2 separate regions of the Homo sapiens genome follow, and region 2 is linked to region 1. Evidence: read pairs that join two places in POLR2A ChIA-PET (ENCODE). Cell type or tissue: PC-9. All regions are shown on one strand. Links, peaks and the distances in the headings refer to the core of each region. The heading gives the core; the rest is flanking DNA.

Region 1 (5,433 bases), core at 939-4,938:
CTATGCTCATCAGGCACTCTGTATTCTGATAGAGCAGCTGTTGATCTTACATAGGGTTGCGGGAGGAGCGGACTTGAAGCATTGGCAGACTCTCAGCGGCATAAGAGGGTTAACATCATCTGGAGAAACATGGCTATCTGAGTGAGGCTGCTGTGGGTTGGTTAACACTCCCAGGCTTGTGGATTGGAGCGAGTTTGTGTTTAATTGGCTGTCTTTCCAAAGCAAGTGGCCCACATTGATATTGGTTGGTGAGAGAGGCCAATGGTCACTGATGATTGACTGTATTTACAACTGGCTGTGGGTGGTTGCTTGTTACAAATATAGCTACTAAGTTTGAGACAACTTTAAACTGCAGTTTTCTGTTTAAAAGTTGCCTTCCATCAACTATGTTTAAAATGAAAATGATTTCATATTCCAGAACTATAGACTTAATTTGGAAGTGTGGGTCAAGAGGAATTGTTTAATAATTGCTCTCAGGAAGATCTCTTTTTTTGATGCTTAGTCTTAACCAGAAGAATTCGCTACATAGTTAAAAAACAAACAAACAAACAAACAAACAAAAAGCAATTATTAATTTTGTTTCGGTTTTTAGTATTTTCAGAGACTTCTGCTAAACTCCTAATCTCCAGTGGGATATGTTTGTCTCTTTGTTAATGTATGTAGTTATATGATAGTGATATTCTTTTTTTTATTCCTTAATCTTTTTTTGTTCACTTTCTCTTCCATGCAATGATAGTGATATAATGTGTGTTTACTTCATAAAAAAGTAATTACAATTTTCTGCTGGCAAATCCAGCTTTTTATATTAAGACTAAGTACTAGACTAAATATGTGGGAAATTTACCAAATTATTTTATTTTCAAACAAACATATAACTAATCAGAATATTGCTATTTTTGAACAATATATAATGACTATACTGATATTTAGGAATTTTAACACTAAGATTTTTTTCTTCCCGAGACATTTCCTTGATTTCTTTCATGTAATATGTGCCTGTTATTTTTAAAACTTGGTTTAATCTGTTTAAACATTATTGTATTTAAAAACAAAACCCAAAACATAGCACAGATCTAAATATGAGTTTCATGTGTGAGAGTCATTGCCTGTGTGCAGTGGACTCCAGCTGTTTTTTTTTTTTTTTTTGAGACGCAGTCTCGCTCTGTCGCCCAGGCTGGAGTGCAGTGGCGCCATCTCAGCTCACTGCAAGCTCCGCCTCCTGGGTTCCCGCCATTCTCCTGCCTCAGCCTCCCGAGTAGCTGGGACTACAGGCACCCGCCACCGCACCCAGCTAATTTTTTGTATTTTTAGTAGAGACGGGGTTTCACCGTGGTCTCAATCTCCTGACCTCATGATCCGCCCGCCTCGGCCTCCCAAAGTGCTGGGATTACAGGCGTGAGCCACCACGCCCGGCCAGCTGTTTTTTTTTCTTTTCTTTTTTCTTTGTGACAGAGTCTCACTCTGTCACCAGGCTGGAGTGCAGTGGCAATCTCAGCTCACTGCAACCTCCAGCTCCTGGGTTCAAGCGATTCTTCTGCCTCAGCCTCCCGAATAGCTGGGACTACAGGTGCGCCACCATGCCCAGCTAATTTTTGTATTTTTAGTAGAGATGGGTTTCACCAAGTTGGCCAGGCTGGTCTTGAACTCCTGACCTCAGGTGATCCTCCCACCTTGGCCTCCCAAAGAGTTGGGATTACAGGCGTGAGCCACCGTGCCCGGCCTGTATTTTATTTTTATTTTTTTATTTTTGAGGACGGAGTTTCGCTCTTGTTGCCCAGGCTGGAGTGCAGTGGTACGATTTCAGCTCACTGCAACCTCCGCCTCCCGGCTTCAAGCAATTCTCCTGCCTCAGCCTCCCGAGTAGCTGGGATTACAGGTGCCCACGACCACACCTAGCTAATTTTTTGTATTTTTGGTAGAGACGAGGTTTCACCATGTTCGAGGCCAGGCTGGTCTCGAACTCCTGAACTCAGGTGATCCACCTGCCTCAGCCTCCCAAAGTGCTGGGATTACAGGTGTGAGCCACTGCACCCGGCCTGTAAGTAATTGTTATTTTGTTTTCTGTTATATGCAGCCATCTCCTGATATATGATCTGGGCCACCCTCTTAGATTCAAAGGCAGAATCAACAGGAATCTGATCTAACTGTTCTGAGCCCTGGAGCTTGGGCCCAGGCCTGTCTCCTCGGCTTCCTCCTGGATGGTGGGCTGCGAGGGCGGTTACAGCATTGTCCATCCATGTCCCCAGCTCTGAGTCCCTCACCTTCCAGACTCTCCTCAGCTGTCACCAACTGTTTGAGTTAGTTTCCCCAGGCCTCTCAGCTTCTACCTCTAAATGCCAGCAAAGGAGTGAAATCACACACCGGGAAAGCCTGTGGGAGGTGGAAGCTTCCCAGAGCAGGGCCTCAGTGGAGACAGGATTTCCGCAAGCAAAGAAGGGAACAACAGCACAGGCAGAGCTGCAGAGGTAGCGGAGGGGCTGGAGGGCAGCTGCACTGAGGGCAGGTGCCCAGAGGGAGTGGGAGGGAAGTCAAGACAGACAGTCCACAGGGACTGCAAGCAGGGCAGAAGACCTGTCCTTCAGGCCGGCAGATTTTAAAAAATAAACTTTAAGCCAGGTGCAGGGGCACATGTCTGTAGTCCTAACTACTTGGGAAGCTGAGGCAGCAGGATCACTGGAATCCAGGAGGCTGGGGCTGCAGTGAGCTATGATCACACCACTGTACTCCAGCCTGGGCGACAGAGTAAGACTCCGTCTCAAAAAAAAAAAAAAATTAAAAATGAGTTACTTATATCATCTGGATATATGTCCTTTGTCATCGGATATAGGTCCTTTGTCTTCAGATATATGTAGTGTGAATATTTTCTCCCAATCTGTGTCTTTCGATATAGGCAGTTAAAAAAAAATGAATGTATTTAATCCTTTCAAAGGCTCTACACTATTTTGGGAGAATGAGAGGGCTTCAATCTGTTACACACAGACTTAGAGTGATATGTCACAGAATTACATCTAGGTAAGAAGCAATGTGATGCTGGGCGTGGTGGCTCATGCCTGTAATCCCAGCATTTTGAGAGGCCGAAGTGGGCGGATCATCTGAGGTCGGGAGTTCAAGAGCAGCCTGACCAACATGGAGAAACTCTGTCTCTACTAAAAATATAAAATTAGCTGGGCGTGGTGGCGCATGCCTGTAATCTCCGCTATTCGGGAGGCTGAGGTAGGAGAAATAGCTTGAACCCGGGAGGTAGAGGTTCCGGTGAGCTAAGATTACGCCACTACACTCCAGCCTGGGTGACAGAGCGAGACTCTGTCTCAAAAAACAAAACAAAACAAAAAAAGAAGCGATGTGTTAGGTAAGAGGTAGGTGTGTTCCTTAAAAAAGTGGCATATCAACTAAATCTGGGTGAGTTAGGCCTCTGAGGGTGGCCGTTTGCAGGTCTGTAACATCTAAGGGGGAGAGATTTTTATTTATTTATTTATTTATTTTTTATTTATTTTTTTATTTTTTTTGAGACAAGGTCTGGCTCTGCCGCCCAGGCTGGAGTGCAGTGGTGCAATCTCAGCTCACTGCAAGCTCCACTTCTCAGGCTCAAGCCATCCTCCCGAGCCATCCTCCTGGGCACTACTGGTGATACTTGCTGAGTCACAGCAGCACTCCACCCGCCAGGACTTGTTTTTCATTTCCATAATTGGAAAGTGCAGAATCAGGGGCAGATGAGTAGCTGGAACTACAGGCGTGTGCCACCACGCCTGACTAATTTTTTGTATTTTTTGTAGAGATGGGGTTTCACCACGTTGCCCAGGCTAGTCTTGAACTCGTGAGCTCAAGAGATCTGCCTGACTCAGCCTCCCAAAGTGCTGGGATTACAGGCATGAGCCACCATGCCCAGCCATGTGTGAATATTGAGTCACACCTGTGTGAGAGACAGCTGGATGTGTGTGTGATGTATGAGTGTGTGTGATTTGTGAATGTATGTGTCATCCACATGGGGAACATTTGAGTGTGAGTGATGTCTTCATGTATGTGTGAGATACCTGTGTGTACATATGACATCAGAGTCCTTCACTGGACATTGCAAAGGACGCTGGTGGGGTAGGGCCTCTTTCTTACTGAGTTCACAGAATGAAGTGCCATAGGGGCCTCCAAGTGCTGGTGGCCCTGTTGGCATTACTGGGCAGAGCTTGCCTGAGAATAAAATCACCAAAGAAAGACAAAACCCTGGAGATAGTGGAGCACTGGATCTAGCCATACGAAGCTGTCCCCTGGGCTTTTTAGCTGTGGAAGTCAGCCTCACCCCTCCTCAGTTAGCCCCTTTCCCTTTACATTTAGCTGGTTCAAGCTGAGTTTTATTGCAAAAGTCCTGACTAATACAAATACTTATGATAGAATGTGAATGGGGAAAGCCTTCCATTTACTAAGATTTCAAGCAAATGCAAGATTTGAATGCTTCAGAAGGAGGTACACCAGCCTTACCCCCTGGAGGCCCCAGGAAGCAAAGCCACCAAGGCAGGCCTCAGCACCACCAGGCCCCAGTCCTTAGGCCTCCCTAGGAGGTGCTTCCAGTGAAGGGGGAAGGAAAAACTGCTTGCAGGACAGTGGCATAGGGGCTCTCCAGCTGGGGCAGGGCAGTGTAGGTAGGGGAGGAGATCAGTGGGCCCGAAGTTTGGCTTAGGGTGCTCCTCCCTCCAGCTTAAGGGAGGGATTTAGAGAGGCTGAGCCAGAGATACAAGGTTTGGAGAGTGTTTGTTATGATTCGGGCTAGAGGCCTTGGCGATGCCTGTCTTTGGCAGGGAGAGACCCGATAAAGTTGAGTTGGGGGGTAATTTACCGGGGGATCATCAGTCCCTGATTCTGCACTTTCCAATTATGGAAATGAAAAAAAAGTCCTGGTGGGTGGGGTGCTGCTGTGAGCCAGCACAGTGTCACCAGTAGTGCCCAGGAGAAAGCTGTTGAGAGTAGGGTGTGGGCAAAGGGCTCAAAGCCCAGATCTTGGCTAGGTGCTGCCACCAGGAGGAGGAGGCTGCCACGGGGGCCTGTGTGTGGGCCGTGCCAACCTTGCTGTGGCTTTGGTTTATTGACATTACCATAAATATGTTATTCTACTCCATCCACCTCAATAGTGACATGAAGTAGGTGGCATTAGCCCATTTACAGATGAGGAAACTAACAGAGAGAAATGACTTCTAAGGTTGTACAGCTAAAATGGTAATGCTAATGCTAATATATATATATATTTTTAGACGGAGTCTCGCTCTGTTGCCCAGGCTGGAGTGGCAGGATCTCAGCTTAGCTCACTGCAGCCTCTGCCTCCCTGGTTCCAGTGATTCTCCTGCCTCGGCCTCCTGGGTAGCTGAGATTATAGGCATGCACCACCACGCCCGCCTAATTTTTGTATTTTTAGTAGAAACAGGGTTTCACCATGTTGGCCAGGGTGGT
Region 2 (5,433 bases), core at 857-4,856, 120 kb before region 1:
TCTGCTCCTTTCCCACAACACCCTCATGCTGGTTCCCATGCTGTGTCCTGCTCCTGCTTTCTGGAGGTCATCGGGAGCGGGCACTGCAGGCAGGGAGCACTCTGTGGCCTCTGTGACTCCTAGAGCCTGGCTACCTGGAGCCTGAGTGGGCATGAAGGGTGAGTAAGCCGGGGAACTAGGACACGTTAGCTAATGCAGAGCCTGGATCAAACACCACCACCACCATTTGCCCCCGCTCCCAAATGGTTATAAGCAAAACTCTCCTGTCTTCTGAGGTAGATTTCTTCATCATTACTTCTTTGCCATATGGAAATGTAATTTGACTTTTAGATTTAAATCTAGTAATGATTAATATATCAGAATTTACAGTGTTTGCAATGTCAAGGAGGCAACACCTGTAAACAGTTGGTTCAGGAATTGCTGGGAGTCTTGGCCTCTTTCCCTCTTGGTCGCCTGCTCAGCAGCAGCCTGTGTATTTATAGTCCATTATGGGCATAGGATGTTACCCTAACTGGTGCCCACAGTGAACAAGGGGCTAAGCCCTGTCTCTCGTCTGGTCTTAGGAGGGCTTCTGTTTAATGGGCTGAACTTAAAGGTCCTTCCCTGCAACCCCCACACAGCCACAGCCCATGGGCTGAAAGCTCAGCTGAACTCCCATTGTACCTCCCCAGCTCATCCTAGTGAATGTGCCAGGGCCCAGAGGGAGAGGTCAGGCTGTGCCAGCTCAGTGCTATACTGCAGGCACATGGATCCCCAACCCTGGGCCCTATTTTGAGGCAGTGTGGAGTGGTGGTCAAAGGGCTGGACTCCAGAGACAGACAGTCTTGGTTCAAACCTTGCTGTGTGATCTTGGGCAAATCAGTCCATTTATCACTGTCTCAGTTTCCTTATCTAAGAAATGGAGACCCTAATAGTACCTACCTTTTAGGGTTGCTAGGAGAAAAGTGCCTGGCACATAGTAAGAACTTACTACATGTTGGTTGTTTTTATGATTATTGTTATATAATTAGAAGAGTGACCAGGCTAGCAGCAGAGAGTCCTCATTCTCAGGAGAGTGGGAAGAGGGAGAGAGGTGAAGTGTCAGAGGGCTGCAGAGCCAATACCTGGCAGAGCCCCAGGCAGCAGGTTTGCCACTTGGGGGGCCTGGGTGGGGCCCAGGTAGCTTTCCTGGTTCTCAGGTCTTCATTTCAGACAGTGCTCTGAGCCTCCCATCCACAGTCCAGAGCCCATTCTCTGCCTGCCTCCTTCTCTACTATTGTCGCCACCTGCAGTCTTTCTGAGCAGCTGGTTAAGGTGCTACTATTCCTCCTCCCAAGGGTGAGGGCCAGCCCTGAACAAAAGGGCTCCGGAGGGAGCCACAAAACCAGATAGCCTCAGGTTTCCCAAATCGCCTCTCCTGCTGCCCTGGCTTCTCAACACCGTCACCTGTCTAAAAGCTTTTCTTGGTGTGGGCTGGAAGAATTTGGATAAAGTCTACCATCCCCGCTCTTCCTTAATCCTATTACCACAGCTTCTTTGCTCCCAGCTCTGTCCAGCTACCTAACCTCAAGGAAGCCAACAGGCGATGGAAAAGTTGGCATAAAAATGAGAATGTAGGCTGGACGTAATCCCACCTGTAATAACACCTGTAATCCCAGCACTTTGGGAGGCCAAGGACGGCAGATTGCTTGAGGCCAGGAGTTTGAGACCAGCCTGGGCAACGTAGTAAGCTCCTATCTCTACAAAAAATATAAAAATTAGTTGGGCATGAAGGCATGCACCTGTGGTTTCTGCTACTTCGGAGGCTGAGGTGGAAGATCGTTTGAGCCTGGGATGTCAAAGCTGCAGTGAGCCAAGATTGTGTCACTCCAACCTGGCAACAGAGGAGACCTTGTCTCAAAAAAAAAAAAAAAAAAAAAAAAAGAGAGAGAGAGAATGTAGGGGGATTGTCTGTGTCTTCCCACCATCCCCCTCCAGTAGGGATACCCCTTGCTTTCTTTCCCCTGCTTATTCTTCCCTTTGCCACCAGATTGAAGACTGATCAGAGACCATTCTCGTGGAGTGAATTGCTGAGCCCTGGCCTAAGCCAGGGCCTGAGCCAGGCAGAAGACCTATCTGGTGTCATCATTTTTTCTTCCCATCTCCCTCCAAACCTCTAGGTTCCCACTAAGCCTGGGCCCAGAATCCCATCCTTTCTGAGTCCTTTCCTTACTGTGCTCCCCTTTTTGATCTGGGTCTCATTCTCCCTCCCTCTCTCCCTCTCTCCTTCCTTGCCAGGGATGGGAGGTGCCCCTGAAGCCTCTGCCCAAGGATATCTGCTGTTTGACTCACTTTGGAGCCCTGATGTTCAGAGCTTGCCCTTAACATTGGGAGGAGAAAGAGAAAACAGCACCTGGAGGGGTGCTCAGAAAGTCTCAGATGGGATAGGGCTGGAGTGCAGTGGCGCAATCTCAGCTCACTGCAAGCTCTGCCTCCTAGGTTCATGCCATTCTCCCGCCTCAGCCTCCCGAGTAGCTGGGACTACAGGCGCCCGCCACCACACCCGGCTAATTTTTCTATTTTTAGTAGAGACAGGGTTTCACCATGTTAGGCAGGATGGTCTCGATCTCCTGACCTCATGATCTGCCCACCTCAGCCTCCCAAAGTGCTGAGATTACAGGCATGAGCCACCACGCCCAGCTGTCTACACCAATTCTTAAGAATACCAGAGAAGAGGAAACCTTCAGAGCTTGGAAAGATGTTGTAAACATGATATTGATTGAAGGCATTCATAGAGGATGCTTACCATGCAAAAGAGTCCACATGCATGTCCCCCATCATTCAAAACCTTAATGTTTCTCACATGGGTTTTCTTTTATATTTTATTTGAATGTCACATTCTGTTCTGCATATACATGCTTGTCCTGGAATTGCTTGGGTGCCATGGTCATCTGCACCCTAAACATTTTATGGGGATTCTGTATGTGGTAGAGACAGTATCATCTTAGACATGCATTTGGCTCTGATGGACTCAGTGGTCAGTTTAACCGGGCATAATGAAATGCTAAGAAAGCTAATTCATGCTGATTATACAAAAAAAAAAAAAAGCCAAATTCTTTACCTCTTGAAATATGACTATCAAGTAGACTGAATACACGCATTGCTCTGGTAGGAAAATCAGTTTCGGAAACTTGACTAACAATCCCAGAGTGTCAGAGTTGTGAGGGATCTCGGAGGTCATAGAGGAATTCACTGTCTCATCAAATGGATGAGGAGACCAAGTTAATACGTAAATCCTTTTTCCAGGAACCTGGAATTCACATGAGAATAAAGGATTCCTTTTACAATAGGGAACTGCTCCCTAATATATGTGTTTCTGACATTTCTGTATGTTGAGCTTCTATCAAGTTGGATGCCTCACTAAGAAATGTTTGGCTGCCTTCCACCCCCACCCCCCGCCAGGTGTCGGTGTCAGAGGTCAAAGCAGTGGCTGAAATGCAGTTTGGGGAACTCCTTGCTGCTGTGAGGAAGGCCCAGGCCAATGTGATGCTCTTCTTAGAGGAGAAGGAGCAAGCTGCGCTGAGCCAGGCCAACGGTATCAAGGCCCACCTGGAGTACAGGAGTGCCGAGATGGAGAAGAGTAAGCAGGAGCTGGAGACGATGGCGGCCATCAGCAACACTGTCCAGTTCTTGGAGGTATGGGGGTTGTGGGGGCAGAAGCATCCCACAGCTGCCCCATGAAGCACCCTCTCTTTGCTAGGCCCATGGCCATCTGTGAATGGAACTGTTTTTTGTTAAATGGTGTGCACAGGGAGCAGTGGGAACAGAGAGAAGCAGATTCTTCATTCAGCAGAGTATAGGAGGGGTAGGGAGGGAGAACTGCTCAGAGCAGGGAAGCTTGAAGCAGGTCCCGGAAGATGAGTCAGGTTCAACGTGCAGTATGTTCCAGGTAGAGGGAACAACATATGCAAAGGCAGAGAGGTTTGAGGAAGCACAGCTGATTTGGGGAGCCAAGGTACTTTAATAGGGGTGGAGCCTGGGGTACTGGGTGCAGAGTGATGAGACTGGCACGGCCAGGCAGGTGTATGGCTGGGAAGGGTTTCAGATGGGAGAATGATGGAGTCAGTGAGTATGTTTTATAAACCGCTCCAGCAGTCCACTGCATGGAGGTTTGCTTGGTAGGGATGAGACTGGAGCCTGCTGCTTTTCAGAGAGGGCTGTGGCTGGAGTAATTGAGGAGGGCTCAGAAGAGCAAATGCTTTTCATTACAATGTATCATTAGACATCAAACCGTAAGCCATTGGAACGAGATCTAAAGAACATGTAACCTTTCGAGGAAGGAACACTAGGTTGGGGGTAAGCTGCAACATCCTGAATCTGTCAGAAAACAGCTCTGTTAACAGCTCTTCACATCCCTGAGTCTCAAATTTCTCATTTATCAACAAGCCCACTGGAGTAAATAATTCAGAAGGCTCCATCCAAGCTCTGATATTCTGAAATACAATTTTTTCTTGCTTGCATTTTTGAAAAAATTCTCTGCTAGTTACAAAAAACAAATGTTTATTGTGAAAAACTTGGAAAGTACAAAAAAAGAAGAAAAAAAATCCATAATCCTTACACAAGTACAACATAGTTAACTTTTGAATGAGTAAAAGAGAAAGACAGACAAAAACACCAACAAAGCGTTTGTCAGTTTCTTTGCTTTTCAATATCAAAACACAAAGAAAATATGAATAACCATTTAATAACCATTTGGCTTCCCGCCTCACAAGTTTCCCTTAAGATCTACCCAAAGAGTATATAAATTATTTCTCTTTTCTCGTTTTGTAACTTTATTTATTTGTGTGTGTGTGTGTGTTGTTTTTTGAGATGGAGTCTTGCTCTGTCACCCAGGCTGGAGTGCAGTGGCACGATCTCGGCTCACTGCAACCTCCGCCTCCCAGATTCAAGCAATTCTCTGCCTCAGCCTCCCAAGTAGCTGGGATTACAGGCGCCCGCCACCACACCTGGCTAATTTTTATTTTTATTTGTTTTTTTTTTTTTTTTTGAGACTGAGTTTCACTCTTGTTGCCCAGGCTGGAGTGCAATGGCACGATCTCTGCTCACTGCAAGCTCCACCTCCCGGGTTCAAGCGATTCTCCTGCCTCAGCCTCCTGAGCAGCTGGGATTACAAGCATGGGCCACCATGCCCAGCTAATTTTTTGTATTTTTAGTAGAGACGGGGTTTCTCCGTGTTGGTCAGGATGGTCTTGAACTCCCAACCTTAGGTGATCTGCCCGCCTCGGCCTCCCAAAGTGTTGGGATTACAGGCGTGAGCCACCACGCCCGGCCAATTTTTTTTGTTTTTTCGAGACGGAGTCTTGCTCTTTCCCCCCAAGGCCGGAGTGCAATGGCACGATCTCGGCTCACTGCAAGCTCCGCCTCCTGGGTTCATGCCATTCTCCCGCCTCAGCGTCCCGAGTAGCTGGGACTACA

What was found. ChIA-PET counts read pairs that join two places held together with the same protein. Peaks named below come from ENCODE experiments on the same cell type or tissue, not always from the same donor. Only the 100,000 strongest peaks of a DNase experiment are listed, where the experiment ranks them.
Region 2: POLR2A ChIA-PET joins it to region 1 with 8 read pairs; 2 of 35 experiments call an interaction of 5 or more read pairs at or near these places.

Annotation. Positions count from the first base shown.
Region 1 is chr17:18,846,385-18,851,817 of GRCh38, forward strand. No RefSeq gene overlaps it. Among named protein-coding and RNA genes, the nearest start is that of PRPSAP2, 9.0 kb to the right of the region's middle. RefSeq lists an enhancer at 3,763-3,822. In PC-9, for the core only: no CTCF peak of the experiment used is centred there; no DNase peak of the experiment used is centred there.
Region 2 is chr17:18,724,105-18,729,537 of GRCh38, forward strand. It overlaps the pseudogene TRIM16L. Among named protein-coding and RNA genes, the nearest start is that of FBXW10, 17 kb to the right of the region's middle. In PC-9, for the core only: no CTCF peak of the experiment used is centred there; no DNase peak of the experiment used is centred there; H3K4me3 peaks cover 821 bases; H3K27ac peaks cover 2,687 bases.